Regions from separate parts of the Mus musculus genome. Here regions 1, 2, 3, 4, 5 and 7 are each linked to region 6. A link is a loop called in an ENCODE intact Hi-C map of the cell type or tissue named here. Cell type or tissue: heart. All regions are shown on one strand. Region 1 overlaps Picalm (phosphatidylinositol binding clathrin assembly protein). Region 2 has its middle 13 kb from the start of E230029C05Rik. Region 3 overlaps Sytl2 (synaptotagmin-like 2). Region 4 has its middle 17 kb from the start of Prss23. Region 5 has its middle 17 kb from the start of Eed. Region 6 holds the start of Ccdc83 (coiled-coil domain containing 83). Region 7 has its middle 40 kb from the start of Prss23.

What was found. Hi-C counts contacts between places; a loop is a spot of excess contacts. Peaks named below come from ENCODE experiments on the same cell type or tissue, not always from the same donor. Only the 100,000 strongest peaks of a DNase experiment are listed, where the experiment ranks them.
Region 1: it touches region 6 in a loop (6-fold over the local background); 9 of 42 quality-filtered maps call a loop at or near these places.
Region 2: it touches region 6 in a loop (8-fold over the local background); 17 of 42 quality-filtered maps call a loop at or near these places.
Region 3: a loop joins it to region 6, with 2.7 times the contacts of the local background. A loop is called at or near these places in 7 of 42 quality-filtered maps.
Region 4: it touches region 6 in a loop (5-fold over the local background); 5 of 42 quality-filtered maps call a loop at or near these places.
Region 5: a loop joins it to region 6, with 4 times the contacts of the local background. A loop is called at or near these places in 28 of 42 quality-filtered maps.
Region 7: a loop joins it to region 6, with 5 times the contacts of the local background. A loop is called at or near these places in 5 of 42 quality-filtered maps.

What each region holds. Positions count from the first base shown.
Region 1 is chr7:90,148,316-90,152,315 of GRCm38, reverse strand. All of the region lies in intron 1 of Picalm (phosphatidylinositol binding clathrin assembly protein), which reads right to left. Among named protein-coding and RNA genes, the nearest start is that of Picalm, 20 kb to the right of the region's middle. In heart, no CTCF peak of the experiment used is centred here; a DNase peak (open chromatin) is centred at 1,815.
Region 2 is chr7:90,014,500-90,018,499 of GRCm38, reverse strand. No RefSeq gene overlaps it. Among named protein-coding and RNA genes, the nearest start is that of E230029C05Rik, 13 kb to the left of the region's middle. In heart, a CTCF peak has its summit at 1,836; no DNase peak of the experiment used is centred here.
Region 3 is chr7:90,408,132-90,412,131 of GRCm38, reverse strand. Sytl2 (synaptotagmin-like 2) reads right to left here. Exons shown (of 20, transcript NM_001368878.1): 19 at 3,571-3,776; 20 at 1,694-2,730. The coding sequence ends at 2,585. Among named protein-coding and RNA genes, the nearest start is that of Ccdc89, 16 kb to the left of the region's middle. In heart, a CTCF peak has its summit at 1,965 (motif pointing right); no DNase peak of the experiment used is centred here.
Region 4 is chr7:89,498,236-89,502,235 of GRCm38, reverse strand. No RefSeq gene overlaps it. Among named protein-coding and RNA genes, the nearest start is that of Prss23, 17 kb to the left of the region's middle. In heart, a CTCF peak has its summit at 2,111 (motif pointing left); a DNase peak (open chromatin) is centred at 2,615; H3K4me3 peaks cover 774 bases.
Region 5 is chr7:89,995,937-89,999,936 of GRCm38, reverse strand. No RefSeq gene overlaps it. Among named protein-coding and RNA genes, the nearest start is that of Eed, 17 kb to the right of the region's middle. In heart, CTCF peaks have their summits at 1,148 and 1,752 (motif pointing left); no DNase peak of the experiment used is centred here.
Region 6 is chr7:90,264,290-90,268,289 of GRCm38, reverse strand. Ccdc83 (coiled-coil domain containing 83) reads left to right here and starts at 2,858. Exons shown (of 11, transcript NM_183293.1): 1 at 2,858-2,966. In heart, a CTCF peak has its summit at 2,488 (motif pointing right); a DNase peak (open chromatin) is centred at 2,509; H3K4me3 peaks cover 596 bases; H3K27ac peaks cover 538 bases.
Region 7 is chr7:89,475,405-89,479,404 of GRCm38, reverse strand. No RefSeq gene overlaps it. Among named protein-coding and RNA genes, the nearest start is that of Prss23, 40 kb to the left of the region's middle. In heart, a CTCF peak has its summit at 1,617 (motif pointing left); a DNase peak (open chromatin) is centred at 1,954.

The DNA of each region.
Region 1 (4,000 bases), 120 kb after region 6:
ACAGAGTGAGTTCCAGGACAGCCAGGGCTATACAGAGAAACCCTGTCTTGAAAAAACCAAAAAAAGTAATTCTACATATGCATCACAAGATACTATATTTATCCTAATTAATAAACTTTCTCAACCCTTTTAACTAATTGTTGTTACTATATAGAAGTAACCTTCCCCCGCCCCCCCCCAAAAAAAAAGAAAAACTGCTGTGAAATCTCTGCAAATTCTCTTACCTGGTTTACTTTGTCTTTTTAAAAAGAAGGTCTTTTTAAAAAAAAGACCTCCATCAATGCAAGTTCCAGCTTTTAGAATATAATAAAGGCAACTTAAAGAAAATTATTCTAGAAAAATAATTTTAAAGACTGAATGCAGGAGCAGTAAATATTTCTGGAAATACACTACAAAACTCCAAGTAGTAAGGATCACAGAAACTTTCTTTAAGGCAATAAAATTAGTTACCTTGAAGAGACTGAGGCCATACATGAGGATTAAAGAAAAAAATCTCAATGTTAGAAGAATGATGGTTGTGCCCCAGGAATTTTCAATTACATTGTGTGTGTGTGTGTGTGTGTGTGTGTGTGTGTGTGTGTGAGAGAGAGAGAGAGAGAGAGAGAGAGAGAGAGAGAGAGAGAGAGAGAGAGAGAGAGAGAGAATGCATGAGCTTAATAGCAAACAGCTATGTCTACAAAGTAAAGAATTTATAATTTCTCTCTAAATGACGTTTTTAAAAAATAAAGTCTGGCATTATAGTCATTGGCATCTAAATGTATGGGGCTCAAACAGAATCCAGGAGCAAGAGGTTATCAGGGTGTTTTCCCTTCATCACAACTGTAGCACTTGAACACATTTCATTAAAATTAGTGGAGTATATGTGACTTCCTCTGATCTTACCAGAGCAGCACTATCTTCTCCACTGTGTTACCAGCATCAAACACAATATGTCCTGAAGGAGAAATTAATGTATGAGGGTTGCAGTATAGTCAGAGTGGTTGCTTGCCTCGTACACGTGAAGCCCTCCCTGCATTCAATCTCCAACAATTCAATAAATGAAGATGTGTGCAGAAAGTAGCAATATTCTATCTAAGTAGTCTAAGGTCTGGTGCAGTGATGATCTGAAAGAACCCTGTTAACAACTTCGCAATCATTGTGTCATGTTTACAATACTCCACATTCCCAGAGTCACTACAGTGACACAGTATCAAACACTGTAATCACAAAGCCTGTGTCTCAATACTAGGACAAGAAGTGCTCCCAAAAAAGATGTCTAGCTAGCTGAGAAATAACTGATCTCCCTTTCATTTTGAGCAGAAAAAGTCAAATAGGAATAGTTAAAGATATGTCTACATGGAGAAAAGGTACAAAAAGCCACCCTGAGATATTATACACTAAGAGCTGGCCGATCACAGCTAGGCACAGACAAATCTATAGAACTTCATACTTCAATGTAAAAGTAAAGATAAATTATTTAAGTTAATGGAAAGCCATTTTGTAATTGCCTTTCCTTTTAAAATTGAAATAAAAAACTATTTCTTCAAATCAGGTTAACTTACTGTCTCTTAAAATTATCTATTATTTTGTTGGTCTTTTTTTCACCTACTAATCTATCATAAATTAAAAAAAATCTTACAACAAAAGCTAAGGTTTGTTATGAAGACGCTATATAGAATAATATATACTTTCAAAATATCAAGTATCAAGTATTGACTATAGGCTCAAGTCAGAGCCCCAATCCTCACACTATCAAATTGCCTCTGATGACTGTGTGAGCACTCTTGACACAGAGCTTCTTTCTCCTCTGTGTTCTGCTGGACTCTGCACGCCTACCACTGGGTGGCAGACACTGGCAAGAAGAGTTCAGGCTCTTTAACTTGGAGGTTAGGGCTCTATTTTCATTGTCCTTTAGAGTAATGATTTCCAAACCTACATACCCTGACACAAATTACAAATAAGAAATACACAGAAACATTATTTTTTACAAGTATTGCCTCAAAAGATTTCTATGCTAGTTTTCAATTTATCAGAAAATGCAAAATCAAAATGTTAATAGAATAAAAACCCATCACCTAATTTAAGAATTTAAAAATATTTATTTAAATGGAATAAGAAAACCAAAATGAAAGCATTAACATAAGATCAGAGGATAATAATAAATCCATGATAAAACAAAAGGTGTTTTCCTCTCTTCTTTGAAGATTTGAAGTTTCAGAATTACAATCTGTCCTATAGGAAAGAAAACATTTTAAGTATCAAGCAGTATGAAATTCAAATTTTATATGCCAAATTACAAAGTTTATATTCTAAAATCTCACCAAATTACTCTACCTGATGACAGAGATACTAATTCTCAGTATTCTAAAAAGCAGTCCCATATAAAAACAAGAATTTACAAAAACCAACTCCTAGGCAATATATTATTAACCCCTTGTATGATGACCAGTCTCCAGGAGATGCCCACACCCAGAAGTTTATGGGCAGCACAAACTGGACTCGTTTGGTTATTTAAAAGAAAGAGAAGACATGAGGTTGGGGGTGGGTAGAGAGGTAGGAATGAATCTGGGAGGAATTAGAGAGGAAGTTGGAGGACAGTAATATGATTCAAATACATTGTATAAAATTCTCAAAACATATACAATAAAAATATCCCATTAAAACATATATTATGAGTACTATCCTTACCTCCACTAAATCTGTAAGTCCAGGGTGTATCATATAGAAAAAATAAATTAAAAGAATTCTCCAAATCCCACCAAGAACAATAAAAGGGAAGCCAAGTTTGAGAATCTCTGCAGAGCAGATTACTGTAAAATTTTAAAAAGCACCTGAATATGTTCGTTGAAATTGGGTCAATTTAGAGAAAACCATGTTCTAAAGTGTGAATAACCAAGTGTCCTGGTTTCTACCTGTCCCCGTGCTACCTTTTCACTTACAAGTGAGCCAATTTGGATAAAAATTATGTCACCTTAGTTATCACTTAACCTAGAGAAAGATCACAAGTAGCTAAGGAGCTGATGCACCACCAACCCGCCCTGGGTTGTTTGTAGTTCTGTCTTGGAGTGCTGCGTTGTGGGGTTTCACTAGCCTTCCTAAAGCACTTACATGATTCTTCTCTTCTAGCCACTGGGTCCTTTCATCTCATCAGGAGATTTCACCTTATGTCTCACGTACTCTTGGAAAACCATCTAATTTATCTTCAACAAAGTCCCATTTCTTCTCAGAAAAATCAACGTTAGGTCTTTGGGGAGTTGGAAATATTAGAATTTTTTATATTTATGTCCAAAAATTTTTACACCTTAAAAAAAAAAAAGACCATAAACACTTGTTGGGCAGAAGTAGGATTATTGCAGGTTCCAAACCAGCCTGAAATATACAACAAAACCCACAAGAAACTATACACAGACTGTTTTATTTTAATAAGTCAGAGGCATTCTTCTCTGTTAACTGCATTTCTGGAATTTATGTTGCACAATGTGAACACTGTATCTAGTAGATGTGCTGATATGATGATATAAATATATTTGGGTTCAGAGGTGAAGCCAAGCCCACCTCTCCACTTTTGAGTTCCAAGCAGAACGAGCAGAGCCAGTGAAGGCTTCTTCCCTGTGCCCAGGTCACTGTTATTTTTTAACCACCAAGCCAAGGTAAGCAGAAATTCACAGGACTTCCCACATCTAATGATTTATTTTGCCTATTCAGAAAGAATACTGGATTAATTCAATTCTCTGCCTATCTTCCTCACTGAGAAAACACAAACACCAGTCCATACCCCCAACCCCAGTCCAACTAGGAAAAGGAAAATCTTTATGGTCTACCTCCCAAAAGCTTTGCAAACCTCAGAAGAAACAGAAATCCCGTTTATTCTACATATAATATATTCACAATATGGAATAACTGACCAATTTCTTAGGACTACAGAAGAGTTAACAAACAAAACCTCCACCTCAGTGTAGTATACATGGGTATGGGGAGATAATCAGGAGTTTATGGAATAGTGGAGAGAAACAAATACAGG
Region 2 (4,000 bases), 250 kb after region 6:
CCTCTGTCCTCCTACCCAACCATTGCCTGTTTCTTTACTGACCAGTCAAAAAAACAATTTTTGAGCCGGGCGTGGTGGCGCACGCCTTTAATCCCAGCACTTGGGAGGCAGAGGCAGGCGGATTTCTGAGTTCGAGGCCAGCCTGGTCTACAGAGTGAGTTCCAGGACAGCCAGGGCTATAGAAAAACCCTGTCTCGAAAAAACAAAAAAAACAAAAAAAAAAAAAAAAAAACAAAAAAAAAACAATTTTTGGCAGGAACCTTCAGTAGACGTACAAATTCCCATGTAAGCATAAATTAAATCCCCAACAGATGGTGTACACTCACACACACACACACTCATACACACACCACACACACACACATACACCACAGATCCACAAACACACAGCTACACATACACACACATGGGCATGCACACATACAAATAAATAGTACATAAATGAAATTCATGAAATTCTTACACACACACACACATATATATATATATACATATATATATATATATATATATATATATATATATGAGGTTCCTATTATTTTACTGCAACACCTTCTGAAAGACAGGAAAGTTTAGTCAAATGATGAAAGCTGAAGCCATATTTCTCTTCATTTGCTTTGTAGAAACCAAAGTAAATGCGCCACAGTGCCTATGTCCAGACCTTCATGGCCCTCCACCAGGATCAAGTCTATACAAAGACAAGACAAAAGATGGCCACCCCTGATTCTCCAGATGACCTCTGATGTGTTTATAATAGATAAAGAGAGGAGGGATATGTTTTGTTGGAGGTGCAGTCAGGTATAGGGTAAGGACGGGCCTTTGCGGGCCCATGCTGAGCCATCCATTCCCCCTGAGGGACCAGCCACATGATGGTATAATATATAGTTTACTCAGAGCATGGGAAGGGGAGCTGAGAGGGTAGTAGAGAGAGAGGGAGAGAGAGAGAGAGAGAGAGAGAGAGAGAGAGAGAGAGAGAGAGAGAGAGGAATAGAGGCTGTCCATAAGCACTTGGAGAGAGAGGGGGAAGGGGAATGGGGAGAGAGGGGGAGGGGCGAGGGAACTGAGTGGAAGCAGGAAGGCAAGAGCAAGAGCAAGAGAGTGGGGAGGGGGCAAGCCTCCCCTTTCATAGTGAGTCAGGCATACCTGGTTGTTGCTTGGTAACTAAGGGGTGGAGCTTAGACAAAATGCTAACAACCTCTGTATCCAAATCCTGTCCCCAGAGGGAGAACGGTAGAAATTAGACTCAGAACGTCAAATCTTTTCTTCCACTCAGTAAATCTCCATGGCAGCTCCACACCATCCCACTTAACCAAAGAGACCAAGCCTTGAACCTCCTAGCATCCATGTACAGGAAATGCTTAGACCCTTGACATTTAGAATCCACATTCCTTTCTCAGCGTTGTAACTTCAGCAACACTAAGAAAAACTGGGGAGTGACTTTGAGGATATTTCTCAATTTACTAGTAACTTGCAGACCTGAGCTTTTGACTTTCCATGGGTGACCTAGCTTTAGTTTAACTATTTGTTGTACTGATGAGGAGAAACGCAAAACATGGAAGGAAACTTAGAAACACACACAAACTATGCCCTTGGAATCCTACTGGGCTGGAGTGCAGACCCTTTAAGACCAGGAAGCAGCAGATGGGGACAGCGGAACAGAAATCTGCAGATGTAGGATGATGATACAGTCTCATCACTGGGCAAAAGTTGTATTCAGAAACCTGTTGGGATAGAGAGGTGGCTCTGTGCTTTAGGATATTTACTGAACTTACTTGAGTGAAAGCTTTAAGGAAGTAGCAGTGGAAGGATGTGACTAGCCTGTCACAATGGTGCCATCATGAGACAAGTCCATGAAATGTAAAAAGTGAGAGAGGAAAGAGAAACTCCTAGTGAAGACCATATGGCCAAGAGCTGCAGAGCCCTGCCAGATTACTCTTTATTGACAGCACAGACATCAAACGCACCTTGTGAAAGGGCCCACGTCTAGTCTGACTAGAAGCACATCGAAAGTTGAAGCATAAATCTGTACTCTTCCATTTATATGAATTACTCAGATTTTCAGCTGATTTCCACAGTACTAATAAAGTGTACACAATAGCCACTCTCCATGGAGGTATATAATGATACATTTATATAGTTTTGGTTTCTGGCACACAGCTTCTAAAATGCTAGGGACTGCTGGAATTGTAAGTATCTTTAATATGCTAATTAGGTAGCTGGTAGTTGGGAGTCTTTATGCAGCTTCGGGGTAGGGATTAGCAGGTCAAAATTCTTTTTTTTAATTAATTAATTATTTAATTATTTTATTTACATGAGTACACTGTAGCTAGCTGTCTTCAGACACACCAGAAGAGGGCATTGGATCCCATTATAGATGATTGTGAGCCACCATGTGGTTGCTGGAAATTGAACTCAGGACCTCTGGAAGAACAGTTAGTGCTCTTAACCGCTGAGCCATCGCTCCAGCCTCAGGTCGAAATTCTTAATCTGAAGTGTAGAACTTTCAGCCCTGTCCCTAAACTTTGAGACAGAGGAGTTGGGGATTGAACTCAATCATCAATGGCAAAATGATTTAGTGATTTACCGAATCTACATAATCAAACTTCCATGAAGAATCCATCATGACAGGGTTCAAAGTGTTTTTCAGCTGGCAAACACATTTCCCACAACTCCATGGACAGAAGTCCCTATCATCAGGACCCTTCTGTACCTTGTCCTCTGGGCTTTCAATCTAGCTGTTATTTTAAACTAGGAGTGGGGCAGTGGTTTGCCCACGTCTGTAATCTTTTAACTCGGTAGGCAGAGGCTGGCAGATCTACAGAGGAAGTTCCAGGATAGCCAGGGCTACAGAGTGAAACTCTTGTCTCAAAAAAACCAAAAAAACAATGAAGAAGGAGTAAGAGAAGAAAGAGGAGGAAGAGGAGGAGGAAGAGGAGGAGGAAGAGGAGGAGGAAGAGGAAGAGAAGGAGGAGGAGAAAGAAAGAAAGAGAGAGAGAGAGAGAGAGAGAGAAAGAAAGAAAGAAAGAAAGAAAGAAAGAAAGAAAGAAAGAAAGAAAGAGAAAAAGAAAGAGAAAAAGAAAGAGAAAAAGAAAGAAAAAGGGAAGAAAGGAACAAAAAAGAAAATGTAAAATGAGCCTTCTTGAATAATTCTGTGAAACATTCTAGCAAATTATCAAGCCCAGCAACAAAGAAAGATAAAGAAAATGAGTCAATAAGACCAATTAAGACCAGAAATATACCTTCAGCGGCCTGTTTTTGCTGAGTAGACCCCTTCTTCAAAAGTGTCTTCGAAGCCAGGCGTGGTGGTGCATGCCTTTAATTCCAGCACTCGGGAGGCAGAGGCAGGCAGATTTCTAGGTTCGAGACCAGCCTGGTCTACGTAGTGAGTTCCAGGACAGCCAGGGCTACACAGAGAAACCCTGTCTCGAAAAACAAACAAACAAACAAACAACAACAAAGTGTCTTCAATCTCTCAGTGATGCCACCTGTGACTCTGCCAGCGGATATGGGAGGCATAACCTCCTGATCCAACACATCCCCAAAGCCACACCCCTGAGCTCTGCCCCATTGCACTGTAAGGCTTCTGGGAGGAAAATTAATAGCCAAACCATCAAATTACTCCACAGACTTTTCACAATGATGTAAAAGTAGCCAACAGGCACATAAAAAAATTCTCAACCTAACTAATCATCAGAGAAATGTGAAGTAAAACCACAGTGATGGACTGGAGAGGTGGTTCAATGATTAAGAGCACATGCTGGTCTTGCAGAGGACTTGGGTTCAGTTCCCAGAACCCATGTAGCAGCTCACAACTGTCTATAACTCCAGCTTCAGGTGACACAATACCTCTTTGGCCACTATGGGCACAAGGCATGCATATGGAGCACATATACGCATACATAGAGACAAACACACATTCTCATAAAATAAAAATAAAGAAACCTTAAAAAAAATTAAAGAAAACCAGAGTGAAACATTACCTCACGTGTGTTTGAGTAGC
Region 3 (4,000 bases), 140 kb before region 6:
CAAAGGGTGGATTCTCATATTGCCTCAGGGTTAATGTTAGTGAATCAGAGTGGATATTTTACAACATGACATGAGTTGTGTGGCATCCACTTTGCATGTGTGCATCACTCCCAATAGGTTTGTTAATAATTCTTTTATTAAAAGTACAGACCTATCGAATTACCTGAAGGGGAACTGGTCGCAGGAGCTGGAGAGGTTGCAGACGAGACTGCAGATGCAGATCCTGAACCTTAATGGGACCAGAGTGGAACCAGTGACCCTCAGAGACTTTACCTCTTGGCTTACCTCTGCTTTTTCTTACTTTAAGGAATGGGTGGGAGTGATTTTGTTTGGTGCTGCCATATGCTGTGGACTGGTGTTCATGCTCTGGTTGGTATGCAAATTCAGAACCCAACAAAAACGTGACAAGGTGATTATAACTCAGGCACTTTTAGCTATTGAAAACGGCTCCTCCCCTGAAATTTGGTTATCCATGCTCAAGAATTAGTTGGCATCTGAGTTCTCTGCTCTTGCACTCCACAGCACTGAGATGAGAGAGACTCAACGATCATTGATCAGCCCTTGCACATCACTGAGGTTTCCTCATTGCAAGCGATAGAGTGATCATGATTTCACCACTAATTCATTTTTTGGCTGGCCTCTTTTGCAGAGTTCGCCCTAGGTCATTTAGCAGTTATTGTTACACAGCACTGCAGTATCCAGAGACGGGCAACTTTCCTCGTGCACAGTCCAACCTAAGACATGGGGCCCGGTGGCGATAGGGTTACCCTATGACGGGTAAGGCTGTGACATTAGAGGAATGACCTAAAACAGGAGCCACGGCGGATGGACATAATTGCACAGGCCTAGTCCAGCCTCATTTTATTAAAACAAACAGGGGGAGATGTGGGAAGCCACATGTGCTGTTGCAGAGTGGCACTGACTACTGCTGGCCACCACGCATAAGTCTGGACAAACAACCAATGTGTACATATGCAGTAAAGTTTTTTGCAAAGACACTGCCTGGCCCGGGCATGATAATGAGGTTCTGTAAGGTACTGAGAGTATAACCAATCAGATGTGAGACATGCAAATGAGGTATGATAATGATGTTCTGTAAGGTACTGAGAGAGAGTAGCCAATCAGATGAGGAACATGCAAATGAGGCTTAGTGCATAACCAATCCGGGTGTGAGACACGCCCCTCCTAGGCCTATAAAAGCAGCACCAGTTCTGGGCTCGGGGTCTCTTCGCCTCTACAATCAAGCTCTCCCAATAAACGTGTGCAGAAGGATCCTGTTGCAGCGTCGTTCTTCCTGGCCAGTCGAGCGCGCGCAAGAGGGTGGGGAGGAGAGGCTCTATTAACTCAGCACCCGGTGGACTTAAGTCTGCAGTGTTTGCTTTCCTAAAAAGGCAAATAATCTACTAGGCTTTCAGTTTTACTTATTTATTTAAATTTTTTAGTTTTGTTTGGTTTGTTTTTTTGTTTTTAGACCACTCTCACTGTGTAGCCCAAGCTAGCCTCAGACTAGCAACAATTCTCCTGCCTCCATATTCTAGATCAGGGGTTATAGGCAAGAGCCACAAGGTTTTGATGGCATCTTTATGAGATTTCACATTTACTCACTATCCAGACTTCCTACCTACATTAAGTTGGAGCTTGCTTTTACAGAATGTATTTTTTTAAATATAAGAAGTCAGGCTAAACTACTGATGCAATTTAAACCATGATAATTTATTCTAAGGGTTTTTACAAAAGACCTTATGAAAATTATACATAGGAAGTCCAATACAGTTGAGCAATTTATATTCTGATTAAAACTTTGTAGCAAAGCATATATGTGAATACTTTAATGCTGTTTTTATATAGTAAAATCATAAGAAAACCATCAACTATATGCAATATTTTAGCATAGTCTTATAAAATATAGACTTGCCACCCACTTTAGCAAAAATTAAGCCAAAATAAGCCAAGAGCTGAATTCCATATGCAGCCAGTAGGTGGCACCAAAGTCCATTTGAGACTGAGAAGGTGAGGTTACAGGAGTCCGGGTGTGTGTGGGATTTCTCAAGGCAGATTTATGAGCAGTGAAGTCAGTCTTACTGCCCTAACATGGAATTCAATGTTTCATTAGAGGTTACTAAGTAAATTCGTCATATTATGTAGGTCATTGTCTTCACCGCTGTCCTTTCTCTCTCCACCCCATCCCAGGAGTTTCCTCATTGCTTTGCCCAAAACCTTCTTACTTAGAAGCCCAGCAAGCATTTCAATAACCAAACGGCAGGCCTGCACTGCAACACGGATTGTGGTAGGAAACATGTGAAGCTAGCTTTTTCTTTGGTGTGGAAGCAACAGTTCAGTTTTCCTAGCTTGTTCAACTCTCTCCTTGAATGTCGGCATCACGCCACACTTCTTCTGGGCCGTACATCTTGTCATCGTTTAACTCCCTTGAGTCGTGCAACCAAAGAAATGCATGCAGATTAAGTTGAGCATGCTTCTAAAAGTCATTAGTGACAACGGGAGAGGGTATTTGTCCATGAGGCCAACTCTCCAGTTCAGATGCCCCTGGGGCGTAGTTTTTGATGGCGGAATCGGCTGACTAGGATCACTTGGAAAGCTTGGCAATCAGAAGCATCCGGAGGGGCAGCGTCGCTTCAACCCAAGTGTTGGGAGAGTTTACCATCTTCTCCCAGAGAGCAACTTCCTCAGAAGTAGAATCCATCCAATCCACTTCAGTCCCGTAGCTTTTTCCTGAAAAAGAGTTTTACATTTTCATTTACATTTCCCACTTGGGGCAGGGAAGACAACGAGGAGTGTGCGCACACCTGGAGAGCACACCTGGGTGTAAGGAAGAACTAGTTTACTACGCAGGTCGCTTGTATTAATCCACATGGCTCCTACATAATTGCTCTTCACCTGAACGTGAATGTGGGAACTGGATCATAAGTTTTTCAGGGCTTAGAGGAATCGGGAGGATTAAATACTGAGGAGGAGGAGACTCTAGATGATGCCTTAGGGAGTTTTGCCTGAAAGACTCAATCTCATAATTTGCCTTAGAAATGAACTGTTTATTATCATTGTTGTTATTACTGTTTTGTTTTGGAGTATTGGGTTTTTTGTACAATTACTAACTGCCTTCTGGAACCGTGAAACAAAAGTCATAGAGGAAATAAAACAGCTAACCCACTGATGAAATGATAGTCTCTGTGATTGGTCAGAGCAGACTTATTTATTCACCTATCTCCTTAAATGTCGGCATCACCTGTCTTCTTGGGCATACCTGATGTCATTGTTTAACTTTCTCAATTAGTACAATCAAAGAAATGCATGTTCATTGGCTTGGATATGCTACATAATACTCACCAGGTAAGGATATTTGATCACAAAGTCAGAACTCTCAAGCTCTGATTTTGGAACCTGCCAACAGTACCTTAGGTTCTGAAAGGACGGACTCTGGACTCTTCAGACCCTCTTATCCAAGAACCCTTGGACCCCTGATGACCTTTCACTCAATGGTTTTATTACAATTACAACTTTAGCATTTTCTGGAGAGTTAGGCTCATAGAGAATTAAACCTGTAACAAAAGTTACCTGTTCCAAAGCCGATCCGGAGACCTCCCAGAAACTGGTTGGTTAGTTTATAATGGTCCCAGACTGTGAGTTCTACACAGGCTTCCATCAGATCTTCAGGCCTGAACCCATCATACACCATGGTATGGTTGAAGACGGGGTTGGTGGTTTTCCCTACAGCTCTTGTCTTCTGGCGACTTTTTCTACTGGTATCTGGAAGGATGGTACTATAAAAAGAGAAAGTGATGTGACGGCATCTTAGTTAAGAAAGGGAACATGTATGCTGTCAGTGCCCCTCAGCACAGCTATCAGACAGGCAATGGAAGAAGAGAGCACAAAAGCCAAGTGTGTGGCTCACATCTACAATTCCAGCATCCATCTGGCTGAGGTAGGAAGATTGAAGTGAGATAGCTGTTAGTGGAATGCTTTGACAGAGCATGAGGACCTGAGT
Region 4 (4,000 bases), 770 kb after region 6:
ATCTATAATGCTATGGTTGGGATTACTTGAAGCCAGAATAAGACTCTTGCAGCGTCTTGGACCCATCCTATCTCACTTCATTACCCTAGCCTACCCTTTCTTATCCTCTCCCTCCATACCCTACCCACCCAATCTTATTTATACATTATATCCTGTCCTGTCTTGTCTTAGCAGGTATTACACCATCACTGTCATTTATATCTGTCTTCCCTGCGAGTGTAGGAGCCTTGTAAGAGAAAGAGCAGAATTCTGTTCTATCGTCCACTGGTGTCCTGTGGCCCAGCATAGGAATCGCTCACTGAGAAAACAGATCTTTGTCATGACTTGAACAGTAGTCCAGTGTCTGCTTCCTCAGCACATCTCACATGTGATCCGGTGATTGGTTGCTCAGTGGTCTGCGCTGTCTGTCCCCTCTGCAGCTCCTTACCACTAGTCTCATTCCATTCGCTCCTTTTTAAGATGATGACAGCAACCTCTAGACTAGAGTATGAGCCTCCCAGCTTGTCTTGGCTGCCTCAGACATGTCTGAAGCAGAGACTTGATCCCATTTTGTTTCCCCTTGACTAGAACTCGGTCACTAGAACCCCAAATTTCATTTTCTAACCTTTGAATCATATATATATACATATATATATATACATACATATATATGCATATGTATATATATGTATATATATATATATATATACACACACATACACACACACACACACACATATATATATGATATATATGTATGATATCCAATATATTGATCAAGTTTCTTCTCCATTGCTCTCCAGGCTCATACGGTCTGACTTTCAGCTAAGCCCTACTGAACATACCTGTGTTTTTTATCTTTGGTCATTGGTCAAGCTCCCCTCCTCTTAGCTTGCCCTTTCCCATCTCTCCAGGCATAATTACTTACCCAGCAAACAATCTACAATGGGTACCAGTCCCACCCCCACACTCATCCCAGAATTGCAGAGAGAACGTTGCACATCTGTGTGTTCAAGATGCTTGCGTGTCACTATAGTAAAGACACTGTCCCTATTTCCCAGGGCTCAGGGATCACCCTCTCTACAGAACTATCTTGGCATCAATGACATGTAATTACCACTCTGTGAGTTAAACTAGCTGAGAATCTCCCATACACTTTAATAAATCTCCCAGTTAGTGTCCAGCCTCACCGCTGCATTTCCTTTCTTGGATTTATTAATACCAGTTCTATATCCAGTTCCCCGATGGGAAAAAATGCCATGTTTGGCAAAGCAGTGTGACCCAAGCGTGACTAATGTCCTCTGTGGATAAGCCATTCTGGGACACAGAACATTTTCCTTTTAAAATGGCATGCTTTACTACTCCCAGATAATTGCCAGGGCAGTCCAACGCAAAGATAGGAAACTCCACAAAATATCTCATCTTGCTTTCCCACTGTAGCAAAGATGTTTGTCGGCCAGCTACAGCAGAGTACCAGGAAGAATCATTCTGTACTGATCACCTCAATTGTGACTGTTCTTCTGTTCCATAAAGTCTCTAACGCCCCTGCTCTGTTCTTTTGGAGTTCTTAAATATAGAAAAATGCCATCAAGACTTACTGGGAGAAAGGGGAATTTAAATCGAAAAATCTAATTTTTCATGAGAGTTGTGGAAAAGGCTAAAACATTGTGATCACACTTGAATCTATAAACCTGGGCATTAACACGTGTAATTCCTTTCAGTTTATTGTTTACCAAACAGCCAGCGTTGGGTAATAAACACTCGCTAAGCGTGCTCAGATTTTCTTTACTCTCTGTCACTTTATATCTACCATTAATTAAATGTCCTTCCCATTTGCGAGCATTTCAAAGTTTCCCACTGCCCTGGAGAAGGAATTTAAAACCGTCAGGTGCACTACTCTAGCGCTGCAGTTTCTCCTGATAGCACAATTCTGTTTAGAGAGTTGTTGCTTAGTGTTTCTGACCAGTTAGGAGGAATTCCCAAGTCAAGAGTAACCTTGGGTAAAAATCAACATGTTGAAATATCACCTTGTTCTGCTTACTGCGTGATCTCAGCTTTCCTCGAATAGTATAGAAAGCAACTTTTCTCGGCCGCCGCTGCTTTTCCCCCATTCTTGGGTTGCCCCCTAGTGGTTTCCTTGACTTATAACTATGCTGCTCTCCTCCAATTCTCCGAACCCAAAAGGGACTTTCTGGTGGCTCTACTAAGTATTTGATTTAACTTTGTCTTTTCCACATCTTCTCCCATTTACAAAGGGGACATCCAAACACAGCCTCTCCCTTTTCCCTTGAAGGTAAGCAATGTGCAAAGTAGTCCAGGCACTTTGTGACGATCGATGCATTCTACTGACCGCGGTGAAATCCTTCCTAGAAGTTTCCATTGTGGCTTTGCTTCAGCGCTGTTTTCCACTTGCCTGGCGTTCACTTTCTCTGTCAACATTGGCGTGATGCCAGGTAATCTAGGGGTGCATGGATGACTTAAAGGCTGTGTTGCACTTTGAAAATGCCAATTATATATGCTGAATGCAGCTGGGCGCGAGTCCCATACTCTCATCCATAATAAACAAGTTAGCACTCTGGGGGCTCCCCCGCAGTTGGTCCCAGACTTCTTGGCTCCATCTGGATAGTTGGAACTGTGACTTGTTCACGCCCAACCATTTGAGCTTCATCCAAATGCCTTGGAAAGCCTTTGAGATCCTGTAGAAAATGAAGGAGAGGCCTGATCTGTGAGTGTCAATGCCTGACTCTCTGCTGGATGTTAGATCCCAGACATCTGTACCAGGAAGCTCAGTGCAGCAAACATTACTAATTTAAAGCCTTATTGGCTCATTAAAGAGTACCAAGAAGTTCTCAGAATTTAAAATGGTTTTATTAAAAGATTTTTCAAGAAAAATCTTACTTTTGTTAAAATCTAAATTGTAAGAGGACAGTCGATCACACAAGCTGATGCTATTTCCTCTCCAGCAACACAGGGTCTGCAGAATTGGATTAGAGACTTCTCCCAGCAAGGTTGGAGTACTGGGGATGGAGAGATGATTAGGGACACCTGCTGCTCTTGACAAGGACATTGGTCCAACTCCTAATACTCACATTGGCCAGTTCTCAATGGCTCACAATCACCGGTCACTCCAATTCCTTGGGATTCAACACCCTCTTCCTGTCCTCTGTGGGCATCTATATGGACATGGCGCATATACATACACGCTGGTAAGCACATACACTCAACATTTAAGAGTAGAGTGAGTATAAAGCAATCAGTGGGGTAACAGTACATGGTAGGAGGATACTTACTTCTTTGTATTTATAGAACGTGCTGTGTGCAAGGCACTCATTTAGGTAAAACTGAAATGGTGCATGCCCTTGTGAACGTCACATAACCACTTCCAATGAGATAACATATGAAAAATGACCTCATCTTTAGAGATGTGCACAGTCCAGTAAGATAAGGGATCTTGTGTTCTACATGACTGTGGAAAGGAGAGCCAGGATCAATGCACGGACCCTAAGGGACACCTGTTTGTCTTCAATGAAAGAAAGACTCAGTTACAATCAGCACTGGCCACAAACAGAGTGACCAGCGGCTATAGGGAACGAAGGGGCATGGCCTGCATGGTTCCTCTCGGTGGAAACAGTTTGTAAGATATTTGGAACTTAGTACAGAGAATTTCTGCAATGTTATCAAGGAGGGAATAGGTGGAATCCATGGTTCCTTCTGCTACTCAGTTTCAACACACTGGGGATGTGATGGAAACTGGGTCATTGCCATGGCTGGATGTCTTGTTAACAAGGGATCGCGAGAGCATAGCTATAAGATCTGTTCTCGATCACAACGACCAAGAGCCACAGATTGCTGACGTCTTCTGCCTCTAGCAATTAAGTGCCTGACTCTGGATCTGCCCAGGCTCAGGCAGGGGCCAGGGTAGGGGAGATCCTGTCAGGCTTCTAAAAACTAGGAGTCTGCATCTAAGCAACCAGTCACAAACATGAGGTGGTGTGGGTAATAGTATACATATGATTCATTT
Region 5 (4,000 bases), 270 kb after region 6:
TTGTTGCAGAAAGGGTGTCAGTAGATGTGGCCGTTGAGTTTCCAAAAATCCAAGTCAGGCCAGATGGCCTTCGATGGCTACACAGGCCACAGACATCAACACAAACCCCAGGTGCAGTAGAGACCTGGCTCTTAGTAGCAGCTCAGGCCTGGACTTCCATGGCCCTAGGGGGTTGCCCTGGCTCCTCACATCTGCCTGCTCTTTACCACAATCACATCTCCAGCTCCACCTCTGTCCACAGTGCAGGGACCACTCAGCTTCGCTTTCTCTCCACCAGTACTCCCTCTCTCCCATCTCTCCATCAGATAGTTTCTCAACCCAGTGGCGTCTGCCGCCAGGCAGGGGCGTGGGCTTAGGTGTCTCTCATTTCTGCAAAAATATAATTGAAATAGTTATCAAATAAGTAAAGGATCCCAAGACTTAGAGGTCATAGCCATTTCTACAACATTTAAGTTTGCCATGCAATTTTTCAATAGATAGCAAAACCTGTAAACTATGCACACTTCTTGACTACCAATTGTTCTTAGGAGTTGACACTTGGGAAATAATCCAGAGGAGTAACTGGGTCATAAAAGGAAGGTTTAAAATGCTCTCTGAATGCAGAGAGAGAGAGAGAGAGAGAGAGAGAGAGAGAGAGAGAGAGGAGAGAGAGGATTAATTAATTGATTAGTTAATTTACTGTGACTTTCTGACACCAGCCTGTGATGTTGTGTCCAACACCTGTGTAGGCTGCAGTGTCTGCACTTAGGCCCCGCTCTGGACTAGTAAACTAAGCAACTGCCTTTGGCACATCTCCCTCTCCTAAATTAAATTATCTCTGTCCAAGAACACATTTTGTTTGTAGATGAGGTGCCTACTTATGGCAAGCCTCACCCTGCAGTCATTAGAATGCCAGAGCAATGCTGGGAAGGTTATTCTAGGCACTGAAGAGGTCAATTCTGTTTTGTCTTTGAGAGGTAGCTAGGTTTATCAACAGTACGCTTTTTTTTTCTTTTCTGCCCGTCTTCTGCTTTCATTTTTTTGTTGTTTTGTGTTTTGTCTTTCAAAGACAGGTTCTCACTATGTCTGACTATGACTGACCTGTAACTTGCTCTGTAGACCAGGCTATCTATCCTCCATCTCACAGAGCTCTGCCTCTAGTGGTGGGATTAAAGATATTAAAGCCATTTCACCTGGCTTCCCAAGAGTACCATTCCCTGCACTGGAAATTGCTTTTTTTCTTTTTCTCTGCCTCATTATCACTAATCAAAGCTTGGATAAGGCCCCCCTCATCAGGAATCATGTTCATCAATTCCCTGATTCCAAAATTCTGGTTCTCTATGCCAGCCTCATCTAATCAGCAAACAGAAAGAATCTGCCCAGGATCCTGAGTCATGCCCGGGTATCAATGCTTCTCCCGCAACAGTGAACAAAAGATGCTGGGATCAAAGGATTATCCTTTCCTGCCAGTTCAGGCCGGGTCTCAATCCTAGCAAGACTCTGCCTCAGTAGCTAGCAGGACAAAGACCTCTACGGATACTTTCTCCCTAGTGACTTAATGTTCCAGCTATCAAAGACAGGGAAGAAATAAAATAAAGCATTACAAGAGTCACCCAAGGGATTCTGAGATTATTAGTGAGGAGAATATCTTGGTTCACTTCCATTAACTCCTGTGCCTCTTCTAACACCCCTCCCCTTCCCTTTTCATCTTAGTCGGGATTCTTTATACACGGCTCTTAAAATGAGGGATGGAGATCTTGAGCTCCCCCTTGAGGCCGAAGTGTGTTAGTATCTCTCCTTGGACGGGTTCTTGAGTTTTGGAAGCTATGTTATGTGCTTTCTATAGTTTCAGGTAATATTTAAGTCATTCTCGGATTTCTGACGAGGTTGAAGATTGGTTGTAGTCCCATAGTCAAGTCAACCTATTTAGACAGGTTGTATTGAGAGAGATGATATAACTTTGAGGGGATGGTTTTCAGATGATAATACAAGCTAAAACCAGGACATAATTCAGGTATAGAATTGTAAGCCTTTTAAGTTAGGATAAATGGTAGAGTGTCTTATCTAAATTGACAAATGGGGTGGACTGGGTGTTACGTGTATCTTATACTCTATAATTTGCATAATTGTAATAGTTGTACTCAATTTATATATGAAAGAAAAGAGCCTTTTATTTGGACAAAAGGGGGGAAATGATGTGGGTTGCCCTGGTGCTGTTTGTATTCTGATGTTAATTCTGCTTCCCCAAAAGGGGCAACCCTGCTGGGTGCGGTGGCGCACACCTTTAATCCCAGCACTTGGGAGGCAGAGGCAGACGGATTTCTGAGTTCAAGGCCAGCCTGGTCTACAAAGTGAGTTCCAGGACAGCCAGGGCTATACAGAGAAACCCTGTCTCAAAGAAAAAAAAAAAAAGACGGGCTTCCCTGATGAGGAGTGGATCTCATACTCAGGTGATTTCAAGGGAACCTTCTTCCCATTTAACTGGTCAAATAAAGGCTAGAGCCTTTGACTGGGCAGCGGAAGGGAAAGGTGGGGTTTTAGAGAGTGGAGGAAGAGAGAGGATTGAGGAAGAGGAGGTAGCAGGAAGATGGAGCCCAGAGAAGCGGCAAGTAGCAAGGGATCTCGTAGCTGGGGAATGGAGTAGTGTAGTGGTCAATCTGCTCAATATAGGCATGCAGCTTATATGGTAAAAAAAAAAAAGTTCTCCCATCTTATCATCAGCCTTCATAAACTGAGTTGTTTGGTTTCACTCATTTTCATTTCAGGGAGAATATCTACAGTTCCCATGACATCCCACTGTGTGTATGTGTGTGTGTGTGTGTGTGTGTGTGTATCTTAGCTATTCTGATCTTTGACAGTTGAGAGGATGCTGGCCTGAGGTATAAGTTATATGGTATCTTTCCAGTTTTGACTTTGATTTCTCACCCACTGTTAGCTTACAGGCTATTCCACTATGCTCCTCCCAGGGACCTAGCAACAGCTTCTGTCAGCAAATGCCCCCCTTCAAGTGCACCAGATATGGGCAGCAAACTCGAGCTCCAGTGCGCTCTCTCTCTCTCTCTCTCTGTCTCTCTGTCTCTCTGTCTCTCTGTCTCTCTCTCTCTCTCTGTCTCTCTCTCTCTCCTCTCTCTCTCTCTCCAGTCTCCCCGTCTGTCGTTCCCTCCTCCAAAACATACCACTCTACCACTCTACCTGATGTCTCCCTCTCTTGTGTTCTTGTGTTGCTCCTTTCCTCTGGATTGTTGTATCTTTATTTTGCACAAAATTCTTTTCCTGAAAATTTCTCAGCCCATTTAAATTAAAATTTTTTATTCTTCAAAGGTCTAATTCATGCAACACCTTCCCCCATACTCCTGTGAGATTCTGTAAGTCGGATCCGAAGCTTTGTCACATGTCCAGATTGTAGTTATCTGTCTATTTTTTCAATATCGTCACTGGTAAGTGCACAACTTCTAGCAAGTGTGAGAATCATTCAAAAAAATAATGAATTAAGTTGTTGGAGGATGATTTCAAACACCAAATTTTCTGTAAGAGAATGTATCTTCATTTTTAAAGAGGAAAAAAATGAAAGAGGAAGAGAAAAAGGAGATAGTAGAAGGAAAATAAAGATGAGAACGAAAGAGAGAAGAAAGAAAAGTGACTGGAAGCAAAAGTTACAAGACTCGCAGTGTATTCAGGAAACAGCATTGGCGTAAGTCAGCAGACTGCACTCCAATCCCCTTGTGCTCCTAATGAGTTAAACGGCTACCAAACTACTCCCTGAGCCCTGGCTTTTCTAAAGAAAAGCAAACAAACACCAAGATAAAACAAAAATCCCCATGGAGTCCTGTGCACTGTGAGATTATGTGGTCATCTCCCCACTCAAGCATACTCAAGCTGACTGAACAATAACACTGGGGGTTAGCGAGACGACTCGGAACTTAGGAGCACTTGCTGTGATTCCAGAGGACTAGAGCTCTGCTCCCAGCACCCACATGGAAACTCTCAAAACTAGAACTCCAGCTTCAGGGTCTGACACCCT
Region 6 (4,000 bases):
GGGAGTATCTGTCCAAATTGGGGGTTAGAATTCTCGTGCCTAGCTTGGTCTTTGGTGCAACAAGAGGTCTCTGCCCCAGTTGGGGGAGTTGGAGGACAGGAATGAGGATCAGGGTCACTGAGTGAGTGGAGGATATCCTCTGGTAGGCTGCCTATCTGCAGTTCAGGTGTCTATTGTGATATCTGCTCTAGGAGTGCGTCTCAGTCTGAGTTCACCTTTCGACTTTTTTTCTGGTTGGCTTGGCCTGCACCTGTTCTTTAAACGGTCACGGCCTGTTCCTGGGCAGCAGAAGTCTGCCCAAGTTGGGGCTTGAGGCACAGCAGCAGGAGAGGACGGGGTAAGTGGGGCTGTGTAATGTGTGTTTGTGAACTGAAACTAGGATCTCAGGAGGTTGTTTGTTTGTTTTGTTGGTTTTGTTTTTTGTTTTTGTTTGGTTTTTTTTTTTTTTTTTTTTTTTTTCTGAGACAGGGTTTCTCTGTGTAGCCTTGGCTGTCCTGGAACTCATGTAGGCAGCCGATGCCTAAAAGATGGCACCGGTTTCCAGTACACCATGGCCATAAACACCCTTACTGCGCCTGCACTAGTCACCACTTGGTGCCAACCCCTCCCGAGCAGGTGAATGCTAATGAAGTGTCGACAGGCCGACCAATCCCAGGAGGACACATAGCCCTCGCCAGTGCTCGGGTGTATATAAGCAGTCCTCCCTGGGTTCCCGGGGTCCCCGTAGCAGCATCGAGGCGTTCCTGCAATAGAGGCTGTTGAGAAGAATCCGACCGTGTTGTGTCTTCCTTGCTGGCTGAGGTGGGCGCGACAACTCACTCTTTAGACCAGGCTGGCCTTGAACTCAGAAATTCGCCTTCCTCTGCCTCCCAAGTGCTGGGATTAAAGGTGTGTGCCACAACACCCAGCTTAGTTCCTCCTGTTGGCTCACCTGCTCTTCTGTTTGGTTTTCTATAACAAAGTCTTCAATGTAGCCCAGGATGACAGCGCTCTCTCTCTCTCTCTCTTAACTAGCTCCCTCAGTTCCCTTCCTTCATTAGGTCACTAATATAATAGTAATGTATTAACCTTTTAAAAATTATAACCTAGAGCCCCACCAGCCAAGAGCATGAGCTGGCCCCACCCCTTGTCTGCTATGCAGTGGCGTAGGTGAGGAGAGATGCACCCCCATCACCTGTAGCAGGTGGGAGAGCTGACCCTGCCCCTTGCTGGCTGTGGCATTGGGTGAGCTCGCTGAAGCAGTGCTGGAGAGCTGGCCCTGATGGTGTGGGTTTCCGGACGCTGGTGAGTTCACCAACTCAGCTACCAGTCAGACCCAGATCTTCCTATGTAGCCCAGGCTGACCTTAAACGCCTCATCCTCAATCTAACCCAACAGCTTTCCCATCGCTATATGGATGGGGTGACCAGCCCTGCTGACCCGAAGCTGCAGGTTCTTCATGACACAGGGCAACAACAGGATATCTAAGAGGAGTCCCAGTAAGGACCCAGTATTGATAGTGTAGCAAAAGCCAGTAGCCTCCAACCAGACCAACGACTCGTTGCAAGTAAAGATGTATAACACGCTGTGATACACTACAGCTTCCACTAGGCATTTTTGGAGGGCAGGTGGCTTGTTTGTTTGTTGTTGTTGTTTTGTGTGGTTGGTTGGTTCGTTTGGGTTTTCGAGATGGGGTTTCTCTGTATAGCCCTGGCTGTCCTGGAACTCAGAAATCCACCTGCCTCTGCCTCCTAAGTGCTGGGATTAAAGACATGCACCACCACTGCCCGGCCTGATTTTTTTTTCAATTGTAATTTTTTTGTTGTTGTTATCTTGTGTGGTGGGAGGTTACAAAGGCCAAGGATGAGTATGAATGGATGGGGAAATGAGAGGGATTGGGGTGCATAATGTAAAATTCACAAAGAACCAAAAAAGGTTTTTAAAAATTCCTTACTATGTTTTAATCTATTTTTTAAGCCAACTAGATCACTTGGAAGTGAGTCGGAGGCCTAAAAGAGCCTGGCTTCTGACTTCCCAGGCCAAAAAAAGAAAATTACTGGAGTGTAATGAGAGAAATGGGAGGCTTTAATAGACTGCCTTCAGGATGAGGCTGAACTGCACTATATTGCTTTGTTAAACGCTTAAAAGTAAAATGAGAAGACAGATGCAAAGACTTCAGTGCCTCAAGTTGCCCTGTGAGCACTTGAAGAGTTAAACCAAGCTGACAAACGCAGACAGAAAAGCAGAGCACCTCTGTCACAGGAGTTCTGCCCCTTCCCACACCCGGGGAGTTGTTTTGAAATCACAGAGGAGTCATTTTATATCAGCAAATATAAGCTTGCAATGACCCGAGCGAGGCATGCGCACAAAGCTGGAGTCCTATTTACATACACCACCTTCCAAGCACAGAGAATTCGAAAAGAGGAGAGAGAGGCCTTGGGGGAAAAGAAGAAAGGACTGGACCACTGCCCTAACCTCTGCATGCACTCCCTCACCCGCACTATTCCTCATATGCCCGCCAGGTGGCGCGCGCGAATCGCCATGGTGCCTAAACCAGAATGGGATAGTAGATGAAGATGCCAGTCGCTTTGAAAACAGCGGGAAGTGACCCGGATGGGGTTGGAAGGGAGGGAGGGAGAGTGCTTTGGGCTATTTGTACTTGAGAACCACCAGCCCACAACCCGGAATTCTCACCTGAAAACGCTGGAGACGATACTGGGAGAAAGCTAACATCCTTGTGTGACCTCTGACTTCTTCAGTCTGCCCCCAAAACTTTATAGGAACCCTCCCCCACTACAGCGGACACGCCCTCCTCTTGATTTGCCCTGACACGAGATGGGCCTGGGGTCGCGCCCTCTGGTTTTTCCCTCGGAGCGTTGTTCCTGAGCGGTTAAGAACTGTTGAGAAGGGTTCTCCAAGCCGTGCCCCTCTTTCACCACTCTGGAGACAGGGATACCTGCCTGGTTTTAGCCGCCCTAAACTTAAAGGTTTGTAACCTTCAGGGTGTCCTAGCGCAGTCTCTTAACTCAGTAGATGCCCAGCCCTCTGATGCAGTAGTCCCCCTTTATCAGTTTCAGGTACCTGAGGATCTTTGTGATGGATGGGCTTAAGGGGTGGGTATTAAATGGAAAATGCCTGAAATAAGCATTTTTGTTTAAGTAACGTTTGTCATATCTGATAACTGTTCTATTCCAGTATTATTAATCTTTAATTTATACTAAGTTTTGTTACAGGTTTATAGGTACACAGTACGGAAGGGGGCGGAGGCTGTGATGGCATCTATAATGATTGGTAGTATCCCAAGACTCAAGCATCCCTTTGGTGTCTTGGAGTCCCAACCTCACAGAATAAGTAGACCTTTGTGTTGCTGTCTACCACTCCACAATTTCCTCAAAGCTTTATGAATACTCTTAACAGTTCTGAAACGAGATGGAAAAGATGGAGAAAGAAACTGGGGGTCAGACAGGACCAAAACCTGTGCTGAACTGACTTAGTGGGGAATCAGAGGTTCCACTTCTCCTTCCTTCTCCTAGTGTCCCCAGTGGTTCCCAAGCTGAGGAAAGCTTGATACCTCCAAAAGATGTGTGACAATGTCATTCATCTACATGTTTCTAAACACATAGATCTCAACAAACGGTTTTAATGGTACTTTTCTAAAATGAATAAGCTTTGCATTTTCACACTATTTGGGACTATGTACATATATATAGTCTATATGAAAAGACGTGTGAAGGATTTTAAAGTAATTTTAGATGGAATTACCACTTGTAAAAGGACTTAAGTAAATCAACTTCATTTTGTTTTAACGCTGGAGTGCATTTCTGATTCTGTTAACAGTGCATTCTAGTGAGACAGAAAACCTTCTCTAGGTCAAAAAGCGTTCCTGGCATAAATGAACACTTGAATTCCAAAGAATTTTGCTGGGATGGGGAGATGACTCAGTGGGGAAATGTGAGCTGTGTGAGTATATAGACCAGGTTCTAGATCCCCAGTGCCCATAGAAACGTTGGGACGGTGGGCA
Region 7 (4,000 bases), 790 kb after region 6:
ACAAGTATCTTTCTAGTCTCCACTGGCCAGTGACTACTAGACCTGTTTTCTCTAACACAAAATGACTTCCCACACTTCAAATTCTTTAACAACCTCCGGAGACATTTTCAAATGTTGACATCCTAAGGATTAGCTCAGAAAGAAGAAAAAGTCATGCACTTTATGCACAACAAAAATCCAAACTGAAGTCTGAATTATAGAGCAAAGTTCTTATAATTGCTTGATCCTGCCCTGTACAAGGTCTGCCCTATACAAAGAAGGTGGCTTCCTTGCAAATATTTGCATGGCTATTAAGCCTGAGGTCACCTGGAGCCCAGGGCCATGATGAAATTTTAAACTGCAGAGTCACACAGTAATAGCATTGTTTATGAAGGGGACTGACAGTCTCATACTAGAATGTGTATTCTGCATTTTCCATCTCGTTTCTTCCCGACAGTTCCATGAGCTTTGTGTTCTTTTCTTCATTTTAAAAACCAGATCTCCGAAGCGGAGATATAAGGAATCTGGCCCTGACTGTGGGACTGTAGCCTTCACACATAACACACACCCTATGACGGCGATTCATATAACATCATTTTTTTCCAGTCAATGATAGCTGATGTGGCCTCAGATGGGACTAGGCCACTGGATAAAGATGTGAAGTAGTGGAGCCAGTACTGGCTGAGATTTTTGACAGCTGCTGTAGACTCACTGCCTGAGGGGGGAGGGGAGGAGCAAGTATGCATTGGAAGGTGCTGAGAGCAAGGAACTGAAGGCAGAATTGGGTACAATCTGTTCTCTTCCTGCCCCAGCAACCCTGCTCTCCCCACCCCCACTCTCCCTACACCAGTCACCTCACCACCCTATTCCCTTCCCCACCCCCTTTCCCACCCAGTTCCCTCCCTCCATTCACCTCCAGTATCTATTTGATGCCATTTCTGAGTGAGATTCAAGCATCTTCCCTGTGAGACTGGGAGGAGAGCCGGGAGGGGACTTTGATCGGGATGTAAAGTGAGTAAATAAAGGGGGCATCATGCAGCTACATCTGAAAACGATGGCCAATCGTGTCACCAGTTTGGCCCAATAACACCAGTCTCTGCCTTGAACAATATTAGCTCTGTGGTACCATCTTCCCATGGCAACCTGAATGTACCCCTGAATATCTATCAGCCCTATTTTTCAAGCTAGATGAATTTCCTATAGCTATTATAACAAATGATCATAAATTTAGTGCTCCATACAACACAAATTTACCATCTTCTGGTGCTGGAGATCAGATGTTCCAAAATTGATCTGGTCAACTGGGGGTCTGACCTAGTCTAAGGAGCAGAAGGGTAAGGAGCCAACCATCTTTGGTAGCAGCAAAAGAGGCAGCAGTATTAGTCTGCCTACCATAAAAAGGAGAAGCTTTGTGGGAAGCTGTCCCTAGCACCTAGCACCTAGCACCTAGCACCTAGCACCTAGCACCTAGCACCTAGCACCTAGCACCTAGCACTGTGTTCTGTAAAAGCTTAGGTATATAGGCTTTGCAGCCAGGAAGACTTGAGATTCAGTTTCCAGCTCCGGCATTTACCACTGTCTTGGAGGTGATACTTAGCTACTTAGTTTCTCTGAGTTTGAGTGCCCTCTTGTGGCAAGAGTATAGTATGGCTATCTTTGTTCTGTGAGACAGTGCATCCAAGTACAATCAGAGGCAGTCCATGCAAAGTGCCTAGTAAATACCTAATATATCATCACTGTCATGCTCATGTTGTTTTAGCAAGTTTTATGAACTTAATGAAGGCCATGCTATGCCAAAAGGCTCTTAGGCAGAATGGCTCCCTGCTGGACCTTGGTGGATGTCAGATGAGCCTTCTCTCTAAGACAGCAGGTCAGGTGGTAGAGAGGCTGTTGACCAAGCTCAGCACAAGCTCAGACTCTCTCAGGTCAGCAGTTATCAGGCCTGTGCTCATCCCTTGTTGGCTGTCTCTACTCAGCCAGTTCCTGGCTCTGGTCCCACTGATTTCTCAATGACTGGTGCCTCCAGGTTAGGACCCTCCTCTTACTTACCTAATGCTGCCAAGGTGTTTGCACAATCAGTGGAAATGGCAAAGCCAGGATAAGAGGATAACTTGCTGAAAATTGATTTTCCATACACAGAACATCAGCTTACACATGGCCCTTTGAATTGAAGTTGCCAAATGTTTCTTACGGAAGTCTTACGGGATTAAATAATCACACCTGGGAAACCAGTCATCCATCACTTCTTACAGATGGCTGTGTCTGGGAGTCAGACTCGCTGTCTCTGGAGCAGGAGAGAGAGAGGCTTGCTTTCCTGGCTTTAAATATAATAGAGATGTTTTGAGAACACTGAGACCCAGCCTAGAATTTTTCAACTATTTCTCTTGCATCTACGAAAACAGGGTTTTAACTAGCATCTCAAAGTGGCACATTCTCTTCTAACGTCCAACTTGATGGTGCAGTACAACCACACAGAGTAATCCTGCCACCTTAGAGAAGCACATGGCCAGGAGATGCAAATGACATATTCACAGTGCTGAGTACAGAGTAAGGAGCTGTGGACAGACCGGCTGGATCAATGAGCTTTAGCTTCAAGTGACAGACCCTGTTCCAAAGAATAGGGTAGAAGAGGAAGTGAGGAAGACTTCTAACATCAACTTAGGTCGCTACATAAATGTTCACATATGTGCACCATAACATATGAACATGTAAACACTATACAAATAAAAAGAAAGAGGGAAAAGAACTGAGGTTCAAGAGTAGGGTCAGTGTATGCAGGGAAGACATATTTAAACAATGTCATCTTGCAATTAAATTAAAATTCTTAAATTCTTGTCATTATTAATGAGTTTTTTCCCACCAAGTTTGACTCAATAGCTCACTACCCTTTGATCTATCATTTTGCAAAGAAGGTTGTAGCTGGCATTCCCTCCCACGGAGACTTCTTGAAGTTAGCGCTTCCCCCACTATCCACTCAGAATTAGCTCATGTGCTAGGTGTTACACTGGATTCTGATTGTTCAGAAAAAAGAGACTCTGTACAGCAATGTGTGGCAGAGAACAGGTGGGCTATCTAATTTATGCTTGTAGCACAGCAGAGCATCTTCGTGTGCAAGCACAAGTTTCTGTGCCTTTGTTTACCTCGTTCTTATCATAAGAAATTCCTTCTCCACAATATCTTGGTGGTAAACTATCTCATTCTTTCAGACTTAGACAAGGTCTTTCCCAGAATGTTTCACAAATATTATGAGGGCAGCATGGATTTACACTTCAGTGGTAGAGCACTTCTCTACCCTGCGTTAGAATCTCAGTATAGCAAACAAGGGGGGAAAAACCCTATTCTTCCTCCATGTTCCTACAATATCCCACACCTGACTCCCACAGATCTGAAGTTTACTTGTTTCCTAAATTGGAACACAGCATTGTACATGCTGTGCTTGCTCATCATCACCATCTCTGTAGAGTGTGTTTGTACAGAATGGTGGGTATCAGCAAGCCTCAATCTTTCCCTTTCAGGGGTACAGCCATGCTTCTTATGAGGAATGAACAGCAAGCTAAGAAAGCACAGGACTGGCTTCTGCAGTGCAATTTCAGGCAAAGAAGCAGAAGCCCTTCCAACAAGACTGGGAGCTATGCTAAGTCAGCACCCACTTTATCTCAGGACACCCTAAAGCTCTAGGATATGTGATGAATGAAAACGACCCTACGACCAAAACTGGGGTAGAGGGAGGGTAGACAAAGATGACAGAGAGGATGACAGCAGATAGAGGATAACAGAGACACTTGAGACTGAAGGAAGCTGTGGGTAGGATGAGGGAAGCTACCAAGAGACACCCAGGACATCCGTGAGCACAAAGGACAATGGCTTCATATTCCCCAAGATCTAAGCAGAGCAGAAGACCAACTGGCAACTCCCTACAGTGTGGGATCTTCCTTAAACAAGAGGCAAAGGCTGCCCTTCCTGTCCCTCTGGGGTGCACGAGGGTGCTGTGCATCATGGTGACTGCACTGGTCTGGTTTTA